Regions from separate parts of the Homo sapiens genome. Here region 1 is linked to region 2. Evidence: chromatin contacts called from ENCODE Hi-C or POLR2A ChIA-PET data. All regions are on one chromosome and are shown on one strand. The core of a region is the stretch at or near the end of the contact, and the rest is flanking DNA. Distances in the headings are between cores, read along the strand shown.

Region 1 (3,626 bases), core at 615-3,114, 40 kb before region 2:
AGCTCTTGTTGCATTTATCCCTTTACCATTATGTAATGCCCTTTTTTGTCTTTTTTGATCTTTGTTGGTTTAAAGTCTGTTTTGTCAGAGACTCAGAGACTAGGATTGCAACCGCTCCTTTATTTTTGGTTTCCATTTGTTTGGTAAATATTCCTCCATCCCTTTATTTTGAGCCTATGTGTGTCTTTGCATGTGAGATGGGTCTCCTGAATACAGCACACCAATGGGTCTTGACTCTTTATCCAATTTGCCAGTCTGTGTCTTTTAATTGGGGCATTTAGTCCATTTGCATTTAAGGTTAATATTGTTATGTGTAAATTTGATCCTGTCATTATGCAGTTTCTTCACAGTGTTGATGGTCTTTACAATTTGGTATGTTTTTGCAGTGGCTGGTACTGGCTTTTCCTTTCCGTATTTAGTCCTTCCTTCAGGAGCTCTTGGAAGGCAGGCCTGGTGGTGATAAAATCTCTCAGCATTTGCTTGTTTGTAAAGGATTTTGTTTCTCCTTTGCTTATGAAGCTTAGTTTGGCTGGATATGAAATTCTGGTTGAAAATTCTTTTCTTTAAGAATGTTGAATATTGGCCCCCACTCTCTTCTGGTTTCTAGAGTTTCTGCAGAGAGATCCACTGTTAGTCTGATGGGCTTCCCTTTGTGGGTAACCTGACCTTTCTCTCTGACTGCCCTTAACATTTTTTCCTTCATTTCTGCCTTGGGGATCTGATAATTATTTGTCTTGGGGTTGCTCTTCTCGTGGAGTATCTTAGTGGTATTGTCTGTATTTCCTGAATTTGAATGTTGGCCTGTGTTGCTAGTTTGGGGAAGTTCTCCTGGATAATATCCTGAAGTGTGGTTTTGAACTTGGTTCCATTCTCCCTGTCACTTTCAGGTACACCAATCAAATGTAGGTTTGGTCTTTTCACGTAGTTTCATATTTGTTGGAGTCTTTGTTTGTTCCTTTTCATTCTTTTTTCTCTAATCTTGTGTTCATGCTTTATTTCATTAAGTTGATCTTCAATCTCTGATATCCTTTCTTCTGTTTGATCTATTTGGCTGTTGATACTTGTGTATGCTTCATGAAGTTCTCGTGCTGTGTTTTTCAGCTTTATCAGGTCGTTTATGTTCTTCTCAAAACTGGTTATTCTTGTTAGCAATTCCTCTAACTTTTTAAAAGTTTCTTAGCTTCCTTGCATTTGGTTATAACATACTTCTTTAGTTCGCAGGAGTTTTTTATTACCCACCTTCTGAAGCCTACTTCTGTCAATTCGTCAAACTCATTCTCTTTCCAGTTTTGTTCCCTTGCTGGCAAGGAGTTGTGATCCTTTGGAGGATGAGAGGCATTCTGGTTTTTGGTATTTTCAGCCTTTTTGTGCTGGTTTTTCCTCATCTTTGTGGATTTATCTACCTTTGATCTTTGATGTTGGTGATCTTTGAATGGGGTTTTTGTGTGGACGTCCTTTTCGTTGATGTTGACGCTATTCCTTTCTGTTTGTTAGTTTTCTTTCTCACAGTCAGGCCTCTCTGCTGCAGGTCTGGCTGGAGGTCTACTCCAGATTCTGTTTGCCTGGGTATCACCAGTGGATGCTGCAGAAGAGCAAAGATTGCTGCCTGTTCCTTTCTCTGGAAGCTTCGTCCCAGAGGGGCACCCACCAGATGCCAGCCGGAGCTCTCCAGTAAGAGGTGTCTGTCGACCCCTGCTGGGAGGTGTCTCCCACTCAGGAGGCACAGGGGTCAGGGACCCACTTGAGGAGGCAGTCTGTCCCTTAGCAGAGCTCAAACGCTGTGCTGAGAGATCTACCACTCTCTTCAGAGCCAGCAGGCAGGAAGCTTTAAGTCTGCTGAAGCTGCGTCCACAGCTGCACCTTCCCCCAGGTGCTCTGTCCCAGGGAGATGGGAGTTTTATCTATAAGCCCCTGACTTTGGGGGCTGCCTTTCTTTCAGAGGATGCCCTCCACAGACAGGAGGAATCTAGAGAGGAAGTGTGGTTACAGGGGCTTTGCTGAGCTGTGGTGGGCTCCACCCAGTCCGAACTTCCTGGAGGCTTTGTTTATACTGTGAGGGGAAAACTGCCTACTCAAGCCTCCCTCCCCCACCAAGCTGGAGCATCCCAGGTCGACTTCAGACTGCTGTGCTGGCAAGGAGAATTTCAAGCCAGTGGATCTTAGCTTATGGGGCTCCATGGGCAGGGGATCTGATGAGCAAGACCACTCGGCTTCCTGGCTTCAGCCCCCTTTCCAGGAGAGTGAATGTTTCCGTCTCGCTGGTGTTCCAGGAACCACTGGGGTACGGAAAAAAAACTTCTGCAGCTAACTCAGTGTCTGCCCAAATGGCCACCCAGTTTTGTGCTTGAAACCCAGGGCCCTGGTGGTGTAGGCACCAGATGGAATCTCCTGTTCTTTGGGTTGCGAAGATAGTGGGAAAAACATAGTATCTGGGCCGGATAGCACCGTCCCTCGTGGCACAGTCCCTCAAGGCTTCCCTTGGCTAGGGGAGGGAGTTCCCTGACCTCTTGCACTTCCTGGGTGAGGAATGCCCCACCCTGCTTCTGCTTGCCCTCGGTGGGCTGTACCCACTGTCTAAGCAGCCCCAATGAAATGAGCTGGGTACCTCAGTTAGAAATGCAGAAATCACCCGCCTTCTGCATTGGTTTCACTGGTTGCTGCAGACTGGAACTGTTCCTATTCAGCCATCTTGCCCAGAATCCAGGAAGAAAACTTTAAAAGTTAAAGTCTCTTATAGGTTAGTTAAAGTTATGTCTTATATAAGATAGTTTCATCATGAATACTTCTCAGTTTCCAGTTTTGTTTCTTTGTCATGAAGTTCATTCTCTTCTCCCTTTTCCAGGAAGAATCATCTTCTTTGAACCCCCACAGTGGAAAGCTCCCCGCTCTGTAGGGGTACGTTTTATCCTAGGATTATCTGTCACAACTGAACAGGCAAAAGACTCCCCCAAAAATGCATTTTTCCGTGTCTGATTTTATCAGTCTGGAATAACCCCATGGGGGGAGAGGGTGAAAAAACTTGGTGCAGACAGTGTGGGATGAAGTTTGGCTTTCTATGTTCCAGCCCCTTCTGAATATTCCTCGGTAATGTGGAGGTTTAAATACGCCTGCTCATACTTCAGCAGATGGCTAGTGAATTGAACCACCTTCCTCATATATATATATATAAATATATATATATACACACACACACACGCACACATACATTTTTAATCTCAACAGTGTAATTCTAAGACAAAAGTCTATAGATGATTAGTGAACATTTAGAGTTGTGATAGAAATCCAATTTGAGCTACCACTAGAACTGATAATAACTAATGTTTATTAACTATATATATATATATATATATATATTTGTGTTGTGCTAAGGGCTTCACATATCTAGTCAAATTCTAATGACAATTTTATTAGTAGGTACTCTTATCATCCTTATTTTATATATACAAAAACTGAAGCACCAAAGGTTTATAGGAAACTTACTCAGGATGTGTGTTTAAGAGTCAGGATTTAAATCCAAGTAGCCTGATTCCAGAGCTGTCAGTTATAATGCCCACCCAGGAGCATTATGCCTTAGGTTGAGCATAATGTGGAGAATTTGACTCATAGGTTTCACGATAAATTGGAAC
Region 2 (3,332 bases), core at 81-2,580:
GCCATCTTCCCCATTGTCTTGTGTTCCCTCACAGGAGACCTGCCCTGCCTAAACCCATAGGAAGCAGCACAAGGGCCTGAAGGGAGAAATATCCCTGAGGACAACTGGAGACAAAAGGCAGAGGCAGGGCTACCATCTGTAGCCCTGGAAACTCTGCTTTGTAACTTGGCCAAAGGAGATGCCAAGTCAGTGGCTTTTCAGTACCATGCTATAGGTGGTACATTCCACAGATATCCTGGGCACAAACCCTGAGCCAGCCTCCCCACACTGCTAGTATCCCTTTTGAGACCTCCCTCATTTGGGACTAGTAGCACACTAATTGTTTGCTTGAGCCAAGGAAAACCTGGGTTTAAGGTTCCATCTAATGCTGGAAAGGAGGCCACAACCTAGCAAAGAAAAAAGAATGTAACAGGTAAATTACAAAGAATCTATAAGCAAACATACCCAACAAAAAACAAAACAAGCCAGACAGAGAAGACTGGAATAAAGACACGGAGATGCATCCACAAGAAACAATAGTAAACAGGGAACCATGACCTCCCCAAATGGACAAAGAAGGGAACCAGTGACCAAACCTAATGAAACAGCAATATGTGAGCTCTCTGAACAAGAATTCAAAATAGCAATTTTAAGGAAACTCAGTCATCTCCAAGATAACACAGAAAAGCAATTCATAAATTTACCAGAGAAATTTAACAAAGAGATTGAAATGATTTTAAAAGATCAAACAAATTTGGAACTGAGAAATACATTTGCTGAGCTGCAAAATTTATCAGAGAGAGACTCAACAGCACAATTGCTCAGGCAGAGGAAAGGATCAGTGAGCTTGAAGATGGGCTATTTGAAATTACACAGAGGAGAAAAAAGAAAGAATGGAAAGGAATGACAGGTCACGTATGAGATATAGAATATTAGCTCAGAAGATGAAATATAAGAATTATTGGTGTTTGAGAGGGAGTTGAAGAAGAGCGAGGAGTAGAAAGATTATTCAAAGAAACAGTAGACAACTTTTCAAAACTTGAGAAAGAGGTAAATTTAGGCACAGAAAGGTCAGAGAAACAGCAAACAGATTCAACCCCAATAAGGCTTTACCAAGAAGCATAATAAACTCTCAAAGGTCAAGGACAAAGAAAGGATTTTAAAAGCAGAAAGAGAAAAGAAGCAAATAACATATAAAGGAACTCCAGTTGGTCTGGCAACAGACTTCTCAACAGAAAACATACATTTTCAAAGTGCTGCCAGGGGAATCAAAAAAAAAACCCAACCCCCACCCCACCCCTGCTGCCATCCAAGAGTATTGTTTCAACAACGCTATCCTTCACATATGAAAGAGAGATAATCTTTGCCAGACAGACAAAAGTTTAGAGAATTCACCACCACCAGACTTGTCTTACAAGAAATGCTAAAGAGAGTTTTTCATTCTGAAAGAAAAGATTAATGTGCAAAACAAACAAACAAAAAAAACCAAAAATATTTGAAAGTATAAAACCCACTGGTAAAACTGAAGTTCGGATACAGCCCCAGAATACTTTAATACTGCAATTATGATGTACAATACACTCATAACTTTAGTATGAATCCTAAAGCACAAAGTATCAAAAAGAATAATAGCTACAGAAACCTGTTGAGATAGTCAATACAAAAATGTGTAAATTGAGAAAACAAAAATGTGGAGAGAATGGAGTTAAAATAAAGATTAAAGTTCTCTCTTGTTTCTTTTTTGGGGTGATCTGTGATAAGTTGTCATCTCTGTAAAATGACTTGTTATGTCTACAAGATTTTTTTGTAAGCCTCATGGTAACCTACATGTTAAAACCTATAATAGATATGCTAAAATTAGAAAAAGCAATGAATTAAAACATGTTACCAGAGGAAGTCACTTAACCACAAAGGAAGACAGTAAAAAAGGAAGAACGGAGTTACAAAGCAACCAGAAAACAAGCAACAAAATGACACCAGTAAGTCCTTACCCATCAGTAATAGCACTGAGTATAAACAGATGCAGTTCTCCAATTAAAAGACATAGGCTGGATGAATACATAAAGAAACAAGACCTAACTATATGCTTCCTAGAAGAAACCCACCTCACCTATGAAGACACATGTAGGCTGAAAGTAATGGGATAGAAAAATATATTCTATGCAAGTAAAAACCAAAAAATGGGGGGAATAATTATACTTAGATAAACAGATTATTAGTCAAAGACTTTAGACTCTGCCTAATAGAGAAGGTGACTATATTAATAATATAAGGGGTCAATTCAGCAGGAAAATATAACAATTATAAATATGCATCCAACACTAAAGCACACAAAAGCAACATTAGTAAATCTGAAGGGAGAGATAGATTGCAATAAAGTAACAGTCATGGACTTTAACACTCCACTCTCAATAATGGATTAATCATCTAGATAAAAAAATCAACAAAGAAACAGCAGAGTTAAACTACTACACTAGACCAAATAGACCTAAATGACTTTTACAGAATGTGTCACCCAGCTGTTGTAGAATACACATTATTTTCATTAGCATATGGAAGTTCATCCAAAATGCACCGTATCTTAGGCCAGGAAACAAGTCTCAGCAAATTTAAAAGAGCAATATATCACATGTATTTTTTTACCACAATGAAATAAAACTAGAAATCAATCACAAGAAGAACCTCTCTGAAATGAGACAAACACATGGAAATTAAACAACATGCTCCTAAATGACCAAAGGGTCAATGAATAAATTAAGAAAGAAATTTTTAAAATTCATGAGACAAATTAAAGTGGAAATATGACATACCAAAATCTGTGGGATACAGCAACAGCAGTACTGAGAGGGAAGTTTATAGCAGTAAATACCTACATCAAAAAATATAAAGACTTCAAATGAACTAATGCACCTCAAGGAACTAGAAAAGCAAGAACAAACTAAACCCAGCCTTAAAAATGAAAAGTTGGTTTTCTGAAAAGATAAACAATATTGACAAACCTTTAAATAGACTACCAAAAAAGAGAGAAGGCCCAAATGAATACAATCAGAAACAAGAAAGGCGACATAACAACTGAGACCACAGAAATAAAAAGAATCATTAGAAACTATTATAAGTATAGGCCAACAAATTGGGAAAACTAGAAGAAACAGATAAATGCCTGGACACATACAACCTGACAAGATTAAGCCACGAAGAAATAGAAAACTTCAGCAAACCAATAAGGAGCAACAAGATTGAAGCCGTAATAAAAAGTCTCTCATTAAAGAAAAGCCCAGGACCTGATGGCTTCACTGCTAAATTCTACCAAACATTTAAAGAACTGATACCAATTCAACTCTAACTCTTCAAAA

What was found. Hi-C counts contacts between places; a loop is a spot of excess contacts on that map. ChIA-PET counts read pairs that join two places held with the same protein, here RNA polymerase II (POLR2A).
Region 1: a map of OCI-LY7 shows a loop between it and region 2 (2.2-fold over the local background). The contact joins two enhancer-like sites. A Hi-C loop is called at or near these places in 7 of 168 maps with a recorded cell type or tissue (B cell, CD4-positive, alpha-beta T cell, CD8-positive, alpha-beta T cell and 4 more). POLR2A ChIA-PET finds 5 or more read pairs at or near these places in 6 of 52 experiments (B cell, OCI-LY7, T-cell and 3 more).

Annotation. Positions count from the first base shown.
Region 1 is chr1:107,843,094-107,846,719 of GRCh38, reverse strand. All of the region lies in intron 2 of VAV3 (vav guanine nucleotide exchange factor 3), which reads left to right. Among named protein-coding and RNA genes, the nearest start is that of MIR7852, 52 kb to the left of the region's middle. Within about 2 kb of position 1,864, at least 8 of the 41 ENCODE cell types and tissues checked have a DNase peak (open chromatin) inside an H3K27ac peak, as active enhancers do; they include B cell and OCI-LY7, where a contact is called at or near this core.
Region 2 is chr1:107,802,894-107,806,225 of GRCh38, reverse strand. The region is part of intron 2 of VAV3 (vav guanine nucleotide exchange factor 3); the gene reads left to right. Among named protein-coding and RNA genes, the nearest start is that of MIR7852, 93 kb to the left of the region's middle. Within about 2 kb of position 1,330, at least 3 of the 41 ENCODE cell types and tissues checked have a DNase peak (open chromatin) inside an H3K27ac peak, as active enhancers do; they include B cell and OCI-LY7, where a contact is called at or near this core.